Regions from separate parts of the Homo sapiens genome. Here region 2 is linked to region 1. A link is a contact called in ENCODE Hi-C data. All regions are on one chromosome and are shown on one strand. Each heading gives the region's core, a stretch centred on a gene start or an enhancer-like site at or near the end of the contact. The rest is flanking DNA. Distances are from core to core; before and after follow the strand shown. Region 1 holds the start of THBS2 (thrombospondin 2). Region 2 holds the start of LOC124901473 (a long non-coding RNA gene).

Region 1 (7,020 bases), core at 1,421-3,920:
GTTCGACGACATCTACACTTGATTTCATCCACAAGCACTGTGGTATTTCCAGTAAGCTCATTCACAGGTTTGGGGTGGATGTGAACTTGGGGGGACATGATTCCACCTGCTGCGTGTCTGTCCCTCATCCTCCCGCGCACACATGTGATGATGCTTCCCTCAGCATCGCTGGCTTTCCTGACGAAGCCTCTGACTGCTTTTTGTTTCATCCTCACATCTCCCTTCCTCCTCACCCCCAGGGGGCCCAGGGAAGATGCTGACCAGGGGCTGTCCCCTCTACTCCCCCTCTGGTCCCCTGCACAGTGGGCCCATGAAGTCCCGCCTCACCCTGCCAGGAAACTCTCTGTGACTTCCATCGTCTATGAAGCCCATTCCATGCACCTGGCCTGGGTGCCGCACCAGGAGCCTGCTGTTCTTTGCACCATGAACACCTACCCACTCTCTCTGCCTGAAATACTTTCTCAACTGGGGACACCCCATTCACGGGCCATGTTCCAATCGGCTTACCTTCTGTCTCCTCTAAACAGACTTCCCTGATTCTGGGCTGCCAGATTTTACAGAAGGAGGCCCATCTTCTCTGTACCTGCCCATCGGCACGTGGAGTCATGAATACATACCTTCCTGCTCCCCAGTGAGTGTCACGGTCTTCACCGCATGCTCCTGAAGTGCTGAGCAGCTGAGCTGCCTGTCTTCAGCTTTAATCAGGAAACACGCATTCTGTGGACTGAGGAACAGGAGAGGCCGTGGCACGCAGAGTAGGGGATGCCGCCCTCCATGTTCTGGCCCCAGGAAAAACTAACCTGGAGGCAGAAAAACTCAAACTGATGAATGGATAATTATCCACTGAAAATTCTTTAAGGGGAACTGGTTTATACTTTTTTTGAATTTGAGATAACATCAATCTATTTAAACTACTTTTTAATTCAAATGATGACTTTGTCCCTAATAGCTTAAAAAGCAAAATAACGTACCTTAAACATGACACATACACTCTTGGAGGCTTTTGTCTGTGCATGTGTCGGAAACTGATGTTTGCCAAGTGATAAATAAACAGGTGCCATTAGGAAAAACAGAGGTTTTCACAAATGAAAGCTCCTTCCCTCTCCCACACCCGCTCGCATATCCTCCCTGAAGACAGAGGCCAGAAAGTGAGGCTTGCTCTTCATGGTGCCTGCCGACCTCTGCAGCGCTGGACCCCTGTGGGGGAATGCCAGGAGGCTTAAGAGACACTCCCCTGCCACAGACACAGTAAGGGTTGTGTCCACAGAAATTCGCTTTAATGTTCTCTAACTAGGACTTGACGGATCCATGGCCAGGCTGACAACTCCACACAAACGTGAAGGAACCTGACAGGCAGGTGCCGACATGAAGCAGGTGCAGGTGGCTCCGGGCAAAGCAGCAGCTCCCCAGTCACCATCCACCCCACCTGGGGAAGTAGCACCTCCCCCATCCAAGGTCCACCCCAACCCAGGAGAAGCAGCAGCTCCCCTGTCTGCCATTAACCCTGACCTGGGAGAAACAACACATCCCCAGCCACCTTGCACACTGACCTGGGAGAAACAGCCTCTCCACCATCCACCTTTCACACTGGCCTGGGAGAAGTGGCACCTCCCCCATCCACTGTCCAGCCCAACTTGGGAGAAGCAGCCCCTCCCCCATGTACCATCAACCCCCACCTTAGAGCAGCAGCTTCCCCTTTCCACTGTATACCCTGACCTGGGAGAAGCAGCCCCTCCGCATCCATCGTCCACCCTGACCTCTGAGAAGCGGTGCCCCCCACCCCCATGCAGAGTGCACCCTGATTGCGGGTGATGCCTGAGGTGTGGGAGGGGCGGGGGTTAGCTGCTGCCACTGCTTCTCGTTCTCTCGAGTCCTTGCTCTGTGCCTGCACGTCAGGTTGTTCCTGTGATGGGGCCACGTGCAAGTGTGCACCAAGGGGACTTGGCCGGGTACTGTACGTCCACTGGGACACACCCTTCTACGGGTATTGCACGTCCACTGGGAGACGTCCTTCTAGGGGATCCTCACTGAGCAAATGAAGCAGAATTTGGGTAAAAATGAATTTTCCCAAAGCTGCAGTACAGCTTTTCAGTCCTCTAACTGCCTGAGATAAATGTTGGCAACTTCCTTTTATATTAAATTTCATTTTTGTCACATAATACACTTGATTATTGACCATAATAACTTTATTAATATACAGACTGATTATTGATACTCACCGATGTATTTCATGTGTTATTGAGAGTCACTCATTTGGTTTAGAAAGACCAATATCACATTGAGTAATTCGAAACATATTTAAGGCATAGAACTTGCATTTTTTTCTCTTAAGCAAAATGAGGAGTTCTAGCCAATCTTGCTAGTGTTATTTATAGCATCTTATTTCCTGAGAGAAGACAGGAAAAGTGAGTCCCTGCCTTCCCTCTCTCCGTCTGGCTCCTCCCAGGCCTGTCTGGCAGGGGCCGGGGTGCAGGAGGAGGAGACGGCATCCAGTACAGAGGGGCTGGACTTGGACCCCTGCAGCAGGTACTCGGAGCAAATGGTGAGATCAGAAGGGGGATGATGTCATTCCTTCGAAGGAATGAATTAAACGTGCTTCCTCGTGTGTCTGATTGACAGCCCTGCACAGGAGAAGCGGCATATAAAGCCGCGCTGCCCGGGAGCCGCTCGGCCACGTCCACCGGAGCATCCTGCACTGCAGGGCCGGTCTCTCGCTCCAGCAGAGCCTGCGCCTTTCTGACTCGGTCCGGAACACTGAAACCAGTCATCACTGCATCTTTTTGGCAAACCAGGTACGATTATTTCTTAAACTCAATCAATTATTTAATGGTGCTCTAATTTTAAGAAATTAGAGTTCTCGAACTCTAAGAAGCGGAGAAGAAAAAGGAGCAATTTCGATTCTTAACTTAAGGTGGGTGGTGTATCTATTAACACTAAATGGCAAGTGTTTCTTCACGTGGTGTTTCTACTGCCCGCTTGAAGAGCAAGGCACGTGGCCGCTCCTCAGCTTTTCCTCCGTGGCTGTGCTTTCACCAGCCGGGCACCCCTTCCTCTCTGAGGGTTGTGGCTGCTGCTATTTCAATGTATATACCTGCCTGGGAACCCGGGTAAACGCTTTATGTTTTCAGTTTCCGAAGAAGAAGATTCCACATGAGAGTTTGTTATTGAGGAGAGAATTAGAAACAACTCCCGGAATATCTGAAAAGTAACTGGAGATTAGAGAGAGACTCTGATTGTTAACATCATTATTAGTAGATTAGAGAGAGACTCTGATCGTTAACATTATTAGTAGATTAAAGAGAGACTCTGATTGTTAACATTATTAGTAGATTAAAGAGAGACTCTGATTGTTAACATTATTAGCAGCTGAAAAGTGGTTTTGAACATAACTAGAGAGTATTTGTGGTAAGTCTATGGAAAATCCTGTGACTGCCGGGACACACAGCGACTTTTAACAGTCTTGGGGCAGTTTGCATATGAAAAGCGAGCTGGCAGGTTGCCTGGCTACCACTTAAGGAAGGTGGGTTTGGCTGCCCAGGACTGGGAGCTGAGCACCCAGGAGTCTGGTGTTTAATCAGACTGCTGTTGGTGGTGGACGGCCGGTAAACAATTAGCTCTCTGCAAAGCTATCTTTTACTTTGATTGTTCATACGAAAAGAGTTTTAAAAGACCTTTGCAAATTCAAACTACATTCTGCTGCAGACAGGCACCGAAATCTTTCTTTTGGAAAAACACAAGCATAAACGTGGATGTGTGGCGTGCAGAGGCTGGGGCAGGGGTGAGCGGCACTGGCTCATCCGTGGCTCCATCCATGCATGCCCGGTGTCCCTGGATGGGCTGAGGCCAGGTAGCCTGGCTGCTCATCCTTCCTGTGGGATGGAGCCTCACTGTCCTTTGACAATCCGCAGCAGGGGATGCTTTGTTAGCCTCCTGCTCTTGTAAGAATCTACCTCAAGGCAGAGACAGTAGGATCTGGTTTCGTCAAAGGAGTTTGATTTAGTTTTTCTAACCTGTCCTTATGAAGCTGGGCATCCAGAACTTTCGCATTTACCATCCTGTTCTTGGCTGGCCTCTGCAGGGCCAGCCCCACACAGCTGTCCTTAGGGGACTGCGACGTACCCGGCAGTGTGGGCTGATGAGGTGGGGAGGTGGGAAGAGCCTGCCAAGGCTGTACCTGAGCTGTGTATTCTAACACCGTTCTGTGGTGCTTACTGCATGCAGGTACTGTTCTAAGCTCATGGCCAAGTGTTCGCTCCTGTCATTAAACCCTCTTAAGAGCTCCATAGAAAGGCCCTATCAGCACCACCATTATTACTGCAGCTGCCTCGGGCAGTTAGAGTAGAAAGCGCCCCAGACCCAGAGGCACATTCTGCTCCGGTAACCCATGCCTGTGGCTCGCTGGGCTAAGTCAGCCCCTGGTGAAGTTTCATTTGCCGAATTCATCTCTCATGACAACCCGATGAGGTGGGCATTTTACATGACGCTACGTTTCATTCTACGGATGAGGAAACTGAGACAGAGAAGTTAAGTAAGTTTCCCTAGGTTGCACAGCTGGTGCTCAGCATTGCTCAGCCTGGTGCTGACTCCGGCCGCAGGCCGTGCTGCTTCCGGAGCCAGGACAGATGAAACAATCACCAAGGACCCCTGGGGCGGCACTGGGGGGAGCAGATGGTTTGGGGGGGGGGTCCCAGCAGCAGATGGGTGGGGGGTCTGCAGGTGCTGCCAAGCATTTCTCTTCTTCTGAGGAATGTTTCTCTATTCCTGGAAGGTGAGGATTTCCAGGTTACCAAATGTTGTTTCTGGAGAGGGAGAGTCCTTGGATTAACAATGAGAAGTTAACGGCCTTTGATATTCTAAATATGGGAAGAATTGGGGTCTCAGTCTTCCCTTCAACCTAGAGCAGGGTGTGACCAATTGCTGGAAGGGACCTGGGGAGCCCTGGGACCCTCAGGCTCATGCTCGCCCGGAAGAGGAGAAGCTGAGATCCACAGGGTTAATCGCCCAGCCGGGCTTTGGACCACATCTCCTGACTTCGGGGCCAGCCTCCACTGAGCTGTGCCAACTTAAAATCCCCAAGAATGGAAAAACAGGCCTGCAGGAAAATAAAGAGGCAGGGTCAAAATGATGGCTAAGTCAAGTGTTCTGTTGTTTTGTAAGTATAATTCACCAAATTAAGTTTATTTGTAACTTTTTTTTACAGTTGATATTCATTCTATTTAATTAGGTTATGCATAACTGTTTTTTGCTGGATATTTACACAAAATGCGTTCACAGATTATTTTTGTCAGGCTGGATATTTTTCTAAATTCAAACTTTCTACATCTAAGTCCTGTCTACGAGTCGTATGAACAGAATTACTCCAGGCAAGCGCTGAACTTGCCCATCTTCCATTTGCTCATCTGTAAAATGAGGACAATTAGAGCAGCACATACCTCCCAGGCTATTATGAAGATGAAATAATAGGAATATTTAGAACGTGATGTGCAGTGCTTGCCGGCAAATGCTAGCTCAACAAATCTTATAGTTAGAAGAATCCTGCTTGAAGAGTAAATTTCCTCCTTCGCTCTCAGTTTGCCACAAATCCAGTTGGTGCTGAGTTTTATATGCAAACTGTTATTCAATGGTCATGTGAGTCACTGGGCCAGTCTCGCTCACAGGCAGGGTTGCAGCTGTGGACTCATCACTAACAAGGGTTTCCTGTATTCCCAGGAGCTCAGCTGCAGGAGGCAGGATGGTCTGGAGGCTGGTCCTGCTGGCTCTGTGGGTGTGGCCCAGCACGCAAGGTGAGTGTCCTCAGAGCCTGTGGTCTCTCTCTGGCTTGTGAGATATGGCTTAGCTGCAAGGGGAGAGATGACAAAATAAAGTGTGTGGTTGGACAATCTTACCCGTGAGGACCTTCTAGCTCCTTTATAAATCAAATAGTAACTTACTTCTGAGCCAATATGACATGAGATAATTTATCTTTGGAAAATTCAGGTGTTAGAGAAAAATGCAATTCCACCTAGAGTTGCACAGTTTATCCTTTTTTCTATAGAGGATGTTCACAACACTGCAAGTATTTGGTGTTTGTTGAATTCTTTTTGCTCCACTTTCTTCCTCCTTTAAATATTTTCCCATGTGTTTACTTTTCTACAGTATGATTTTTAATGACCACATAATATTTCATCACAGATAAAGCCTGATCTTTTTCAATCAATTCCCACTTAGATTGGTTTATTTTCATTAGCATAAATGATGACACAAAAAATATTGACGTGGATAAATCTTAAGTAGCATTTGTGATTATATCCTTTGGATAGGTTACAAAATTAGAATTGCTGAATCAAAGCTTTTAATTCTTGCCAAGTAACTCTATGGAAAGTGGTCCATTGCCCACTTCTGTCAGCAACCCTGTGTATTATCCTGTTCTAATTTGCTAAATATTAGATGAAAAGGAAGGCTTTGGCTAAACTTTCTGTTCAGTGTATTACTTTTTTTTTTTTTTCTGGGACGGAGTCCTGCTCTGTCACCCAGGCTGGAGTGCAGTGGCGTGATCTGGGCTCACTGCAAGCTCTGCCTCCCGGGTTCACGCCATTCTCCTGCCTCAGCCTCCCGAGTAGCTGGGACTACAAGCGCCCACAACCATGCCTGGCTAATTTTTTGTATTTTTAGTAGAGACGGGGTTTCACCACGTTAGCCATGATGGTCTCCGTCTCCTGACCTCATGATCCACCCACCTCGGCCTCCCAAAGTGCTGGGATTACAGGTGTGAGCCACCGCGCCTGGCTTTGAATTATTTAAACTATTATGATTTTCGTGAGATCTGATCACTTTTCTTGCCAATAGCTTAGGTGGTGACTTAAAACCATTTGTTTCTGTACTTGATACTGACCACTCTTTCAGATCCTTACCCACAGGGTGCATTAAGAGTTGGAGAATACATTTTTACAAAATAACAACCTGCTGACATAACTGGTTTTAGGCAGTTGATCTCAACAAGAAAGCAACATACGATTTAGCCGCTTTCTGACACTCTATCAA
Region 2 (6,982 bases), core at 821-3,320, 170 kb before region 1:
TGGTGGGTTTGACGTGTGCCACTCTTAGGGCCAACTTCTAAAGCCTCCAAGACACAGCCCCATGCCCTGTGCCCTTCTGCAGCTCAGAGCAGATGAGCCCAGTGACCTTGAGGCCCTTGAAGATGGTGGAACCAGGAGACATGAGGGGCCTTGGCCTGGAAACACAACTCGAAGGGAAATCACTCATCTGGAAAACGTGTTTGGACCCATACCACACCGTGGCAAATACCTGGTAAAACTGTCATCTGAAATTGCTTGGAAATAGGACACTACCACCTAAACCCACAGCTCGTAGGCCAGGGCACCTCAACTGTAGTCCCCAGACCAGCAGCATCGGTGTTACCTGGAAAATTAAAAATGCAAAGTTTTGGGCCCACTTCAGACCCCAGGTCAGAAATTGTGGGTTGCAGAAATCTGTGTTTTAATAACCCTTCAGATGACTGTGGTGCCCGACAAAGTTGAAATGCCTGCTCCCATGTGTGCTGGGTTTAGTTTGTGCTTTAGCAAAGCGGGATAAGAAAGAAAGGAGGCCAGGATGGAATTCGCTGGTTTCCAACTAGAAGTGACAGAAAATAGAAAGAGTCCAGTAATGTGAGGTCTTGAAGTGTTGGGAGAATTCATTCATCACTTCTAGATTCCAGACAATCAGAAATAAAATTTTAAAAGTCTTTCAATGACAAACTAAGACTTCTCAGTTGGGAAAAAAAAAAAAAAAGGACTCAGTCTTGTTGCAGACATGAGATGAAGAGTGTGGTCTTTTCACAAATGCCTGTGCAAGGGAGTCAAGGACAGAAGCCATCCGGTGGGCTCCTTGGCACGGGGGCGGCTGAAGCAAACCAACCAGGAGCCCACGCAGCTGTCAAGGGCTTGTGTCAGCAAGTAAAGCCTAGACTGCTTGTGACTGTGAAGTGTAAAAGTGCCCCTGGGTCCTCAGGCCTGTGGACAGGACAAAGCCAAAGCCGCCCAGCGCCGTGTGATGCGGCCACAGAGAACACGAGCCTCGGGAGAGAGGAGCCTGGGGCTGGAAAACAAGGGTGAAGGACGCTCCCCTCTGGCTGCAGGAGAGGGGCTGCTGAGGGCAAGATCCATCATTTCTTGGGACCAATGATGCTGCTTCCTACTCTCTGCTTTCTGCCTGGGAGTTTTGTCTGGGACGCCTGTGTCTGCCCCACTCACTGTGTGGTGCAAGCTCCATTTCCAGTGAGGACAACCGTGGCTGCCGAGAGCACCTTACAAGCCAGGCATCCTCCTCTGAGCTCAAGGCAGCCTTGAGAAGTGGGACGAAGACTTCCTTCACGGGAAGAGGAGCGGCTCAGAGAAAGGAAGAGGCTAGTCCAGAACCACCACGTGGACATCTTCTGTGAAGGCAAGGGCTCACCCTCACCCTGACGCCAGCCACCTGCCCCTCTTAATAGGAGGGCGGGCCCTCCCCGCACAGCAGGCACTTCACTGCAGGCTCTGCTGCCTTTGGGAAATGTGCCTCCCTTGTAGAGCTCTGTGGTGCAGATTCGGCTATCAAAGGAGTAGAACCCCCCCCTCCCCCCCGCCACCGTCCCACCCCCACAGAGCAGCTAAGAAAGCTGTTTGATTTAACCCGTGGTTTCCCAAATACTTTAGACCACTAATTAATTTTGTTTTCTGAAACATTCGTTAATATGTTCACAGAAAATTGTGGCATTCACTTTGGAAAATATATCTGTTTAAGAACAGATAATGAATACATAACAAATTTAGAACTGTGTTAAGATTCCATAACTAAAACCACTCTAAACTTTCTGAAATGGCTGAAAACGTTTCCCTAACTTTTCTGAAAGTACTTGCTGGGCTTCTTGGAGACTGAATCATCCCTTTTGAGCCCACTTAGGGGAAAGTTCAAAAGACCTCAGAGAAGACAAAAAGCAGGGCAAGAGAGACGGCCCAGTCTTCTAGCTCTCCACTGGAGAAAATGCATGTGGGAAAGGCTGGGGGTTTCCATCCTCAATATTTAGTAAAAGATAAAGTAAAAATTACAACTGCCTTCTGAATGGCTCCCCTCCCCTGACTTCATGGGAGTGATGACTCAGCCCTCTGTTTTGTAACTGCGGAGATTGAAAGTGGAGACGGGACCTTTGGCATTTCAGAAAATGTCGACGCCGCTTTCTTCTGCTTTCTCCGGGACCCCTCTGGGGCCTCGCCTCCTCCCCTCCCGCTGAAAGCCTGCTGTGAAAGGAGCAAGGATGTGAAAAAGATGTACGACTCTTTGCTTCCTTATGCTCGGCCCAAGTTTATCAAAAGCTGTGGAGTTTGCTAAAATAATCCAGGGAATTCGCCTGGAAATGGTTTTTTTTTTTTTTTTTGGTTGTTGTTTGTCTTCACTTGTTCCAAAGAAGCAAAATAAGACAGGGGCTGCCCCTTGTCCTGTCTCATTCATTTTTGACACCCTTGTTTCTCCACACAGGCCCTGGGGTGAAGGGCACAGGTGGGATTCAGAATAGAAATGACTCGAGGGACGCAAGGAGTTGGGATCAGAAGAAGCAGCAGAAACTCCTGCTCTGCAGACACAGCAGACATTACTGGGAAAGACACCAGAGACCCAGGAGTTCACCCAAGTCCTCTGCACACTGTCTTCCCAGCCCTCTCTCCTGGATCTGAGATGATTTCACTTAAAAACACAAGCCTTTGCTTAAAGGTAGATGAACATTCCTTTCAGTTTCTAAGATGGGGGGCCCACGGTCCTAGGCGCTGAGTCAGAAACTTTTTAGATGTCCCCAGAGTGCACAGGTTTAAGGACAGAGGGAGATTCTCAGTCTTCCTGGGTCCTCCCTGTCTCTCAGCCCAGTCATCACACTCTAAATCCCAGGGACTTGACTCTGCCTTCCAATAGTTCTCAGATCCACCTACTTTGCTCCCTTCTTTCAGAGCGCAGGTAGCCACTTGCTCTCCCAGAGAGTGCTGCAGCGGTGATGATCGGTTTCCCCCCTCCCCACCTGCTCAGTCCTGCAAAGCCTGGACTCTGCTCCAAGGCCTTTGGGACCCAACACCTGCTTTCCAGCCTCAGGGCCTCAGGCCTGAGACCACAGGGGCTCTTCCCGGCGGCTGTACCTCCTGCCATTCACCTGCTGATTTCTTCCTCATCTGTTTATTCCTCTGATCCAACAAGGTCAGGATGGTATGCAACCGCCACCCCCCCCCCACTGCCCCCACCACCACAGCACTGCCACGACCCTTGTCTGGGACGGATGATGTGGGGCTGCACTTCCTCTGTCGGCCCCCTGCCCTCGTCAGGAGGCCCAGCATGTAGCAGGCAAGCAGCAGGCAGCAGGCAGGTGCTGAGTGGGTGTGGAAGGTGTGGCCCCTCACACCTCTGTGTCCTATGCTCAGCGCTGTGCTTGGGCATGGCGAGGCCTCAGCAGATACTGTGCAGCACAGTGACACCAATGGAACCCAGTAAAAAGACAGTTTCCAATTTTCCTCGCTGCTGGGGCCCACCCAGATCCTGGAGCAGAGCATGGCCTGCAGGAAGCACAGGCTGGTGGACTGTGGCTGTGTCACGGCGAGCTTCCAGTGGCTCTCGCAGAACTCAATTGGCACGGTAAAGGGACAAATGAAGTTTCCAGCTTTTTTCTTTTAATAGCTCAGATATCAATTTTATAGCTCTGATGGACATAATTTATAAAATAAGTCTATATCTTACTGTAAATTTGAGACGGTTAACCTTTAATAAAGTTAATAAGGGGCTTGTCAAAACTCCTGAGCTGAACTTTGCTTGCTCGTTACATAATAACAACGAAGTGATTTTAACCTAAACTGCAGCTATTTTGGCCATTTAAAGGTGAGGAAAGAGAGGGGATGGGCAGGAAAAGTAGTTTTTCCATCGTCCTGGAAGAACTGCCAGGTGAAGGTGATGGGGAGGCTGGCGTTTTAATTCCTCTAATGGCTCAGATCAGCTGCACCTGGGTGTGTGTCCCTTGCTCATCAGCGCACGCTGGCGGGCCTGCGGAGGCACGAGGTGTCTTTAAGCCGAGAGCAGGAAGCAAAGTTTCTGGAAAAACTGAGGGGCGCAGGGAGCACGGACTGGGTCTTCAGGAGCAGTGTGGCTGAGCTGTGGAAATGGACACATCCACTGTCCCAGATATTATGAAAATGAACCCCTCACTCTGAGCTCTTTCGAGAGGAATCCTCAAGTATGGAGCCCAAAGAAAAAGGGCTGTGTCCATGCCTGGGCTGGGCTCTGCAAGAATGCACAACAAATCACCACCCCAGACAAACACTTCCAGGCACCTCCCGACATACTCCTAAACACTTCCCCAGGCACTCCGGGCGCCTCCCCACACGCTGCCAGGCGCCTCCCCACACGCTGCCAGGCGCCTCCCCACACGCTGCCAGGCGCCTCCCCACAGACTCCCAGGCGCCTCCCCCCACGCTCCCAGGCGCCTCCCCACACGCTCCCAGGCGCCTCCCCACACGCTCCCAGGCGCCTCCCCACAGACTCCCAGGCGCCTCCCCACACGCTCCCAGGCGCCTCCCCACACGCTGCCAGGCGCCTCCCCACACGCTGCCAGGCGCCTCCCCACAGACTCCCAGGCGCCTCCCCACAGACTCCCAGGCGCCTCCCCACACGCTCCCAGGCGCCTCCCCACAGACTCCCAGGCGCCTCCCCACAGACTCCCAGGCGCCTCCCCACACGCTGCCAGGCGCCTCCCCACAGACTCCCAGGCGCCTCCCCACAGACTCCCAGGCGCCTCCCCACACGCTGCCAGGCGCCTCCCCACAGACTCCCAGGCGCCTCCCCACACGCTGCCAGGCGCCTCCCCACAGACTCCCAGGCGCCTCCCCACACGCTGCCAGGCGCCTCCCCACAGACTCCCAGGCGCCTCCCCACACGCTGCCAGGCGCCTCCCCACAGACTCCCAGGCGCCTCCCCACACGCTCCCAGGCGCCTCCCCACACGCTCCCAGGTACCTCCCCATGGTCCCAGCTACCTCCCCACAGATTCCCAGGCGCCTCCCTGCACGTTCCCAGACACCTTCCCAGGCGCTGCCAGCCTCCTCCTGCGCACAGATCGGGAGGTCCCTGGACTTCCACTTGTTGAGCTGGACTCAAGCCGGATCGCCTGGAGGATATTCTCAGGGCACAGCGGCTGCCTGCGCCTGAGCAGTGCTGAGGAGATGCCAAGGTCAGGCATCAGCTTTCAGAGAATGCAGCTGCGTCAGAGATGGAGACACGCAGAGCCACGTGTCGTGGAGAATCTAAGGAAGTTCGCTGGCGCCAGCAGCGGGAAAAGGCCCTGGCTTGATGAGGGGAACTCGCAGCCTTGCAGCGCGGGTGGGAGCCCCGGGCGGAACCGCAGAAGCATCCCCGGCCGTGGGGTTTTCTCCTCCAGCTGGAGACGTGGAGGGAGTGGAGCAGAGATGAGCTGTGAGCTCAGCAGTTCACACAGGACGGGATGGGGGAGGAGAACCCAGGGATGGGAGAGATTGGAGAACAAGGAGCTGCTGGGTCTCAGCCTCGTGTAGACGACAGGGCCTGTGGGGATGGCCACGCGTGAATCTGGTCCTGGCGGGGAGCGTCCGGCGCGATGGGAGGGACCTGCAGCCAGTGATCCTCCCGTGGCATCGCTTCTAGAGTTGAGAGGAGAAAGCCAGTAGCTGCCGGTCTCTGGTGGGTCTCACAGATGCTGGAGCAGGTGTAGGAGGAAGCGCCTCCAGCAGGAGTGACACCCCCATGCCGCCCAGGAAGGTGTCGCGCCTGTTAGGAGGGAAAGGACTCAGGATGTGCGTTGCATGGGGTTGTGAGTGAGTCAGTGGCAGCCCCCCCGCCTCCTCCTCCTGCTTTGACCTGATGCAGGATGGACTCAGCACCCCGCCGAAGGCACTCCCATTCCCCTCTGCATATGGTTTTCATCATGTGGACCTTCAATAGCTATTTTTGATTGATGGGTATTCAGTGGGATTCAACATCCGTAAACGTTCTGACCCAAGTCCTGTTGATCAATGGCGTCACCGCACGGCCTTTTTGACCCAAGTCTGCACCATTCTGTCTTTCCTGGAGTCACCCTTCGAGTGCTCTATGTGACCGTGGCCTCCTGCGGAGTCTGCCCTTGGCTCACGGCTGGACAGACATTGGCTCTTGGCGTCTCTCATGTTGGTCACCCCTCCAGCTGCTCTGCAGCAACAATGCCCCTTTCCATTCATAGAAGGTCGTTATCGTGCTTGCACTCGGGACTGAGTTCACATTGCCTTCTACCTGCCAGAGAAGCTCTGAGCTCCTGGAGGAATGTTCCTTTTCTTCTGATGAAAAATGACGAGGTGAACCCCTCGTGCCTCGGCGTAATGTGGTCATCAGAGGTCGTGAGAAGAGCACAGAAATGCGTGTTTCTCATAATCGCCTGGATGCTAATCACTGCGTCAAAACCTCCCGTGAGCCGCTTTCTCCACAGAATGGAGGTGGCCGGGCGCGGTGGCTCACGCCTGTAATTCCAGCACTTTGGGAGGCCGAGGCGGGTGGATCACGAGGTCAGGAGATCGAGACCATCCTGGCTAACACGGTGAAACCCCGTCTCTACTAAACATACAAAAAATTAGCCGGGCGTGGTGGCGGGTGCCTATAGTCCCAGCTACTCTGGAGGCTGAGGCAGGAGAATGGCGTGAGCCCGGGAGGCGGAGCTTGCAGTGAGCTGAGATCGCGCCACTGCACTCCAGCCTGGACGACAGAGCGAGACTCCGTCTCAAAAAAAAAAAAAAATGGTGGAAATGCCCCTTCCTCTAACTGCAGCTGTGCACATCCCCCTGGGGACAGACCCAAGGCGCCTTGAGATGCTGAAAGGCGTTCTCTGTGTTCTGAGTGGAAGTACAGCCTGGAAAGTCCACGGAGACTCTGCTCTGAGTGAGCCGAGCTGGACAGAGGGGCTTTTGAGTCAAAGTTTTCTCCTCCTTGCACTTTGCCAGAAAATCTCAATTGCTAGTGAGGAATTCTTTTCCTTTCTTTCCCTAACGAAGTGAGT

What was found. Hi-C counts contacts between places; a loop is a spot of excess contacts on that map.
Region 2: a map of ovary shows a loop between it and region 1 (2.0-fold over the local background). The contact joins the enhancer-like site here to the promoter of THBS2 in region 1. A Hi-C loop is called at or near these places in 1 of 168 maps with a recorded cell type or tissue (ovary).

What each region holds. Positions count from the first base shown.
Region 1 is chr6:169,249,496-169,256,515 of GRCh38, reverse strand. It overlaps THBS2 (thrombospondin 2), which reads left to right and starts at 2,670. Exons shown (of 22, transcript NM_003247.5): 1 at 2,670-2,792; 2 at 5,710-5,783. The coding sequence starts at 5,732. RefSeq lists enhancers at 3,084-3,595, 3,596-4,108, 4,621-5,134.
Region 2 is chr6:169,423,164-169,430,145 of GRCh38, reverse strand. It overlaps LOC124901473 (a long non-coding RNA gene), which reads right to left and starts at 5,131. Exons shown (of 2, transcript XR_007059894.1): 1 at 5,006-5,131; 2 at 2,288-3,973. It also overlaps a transcript of WDR27 not described here. RefSeq lists an enhancer at 472-1,039. Within about 2 kb of position 2,070, at least 9 of the 41 ENCODE cell types and tissues checked have a DNase peak (open chromatin) inside an H3K27ac peak, as active enhancers do; they include ovary, where a contact is called at or near this core.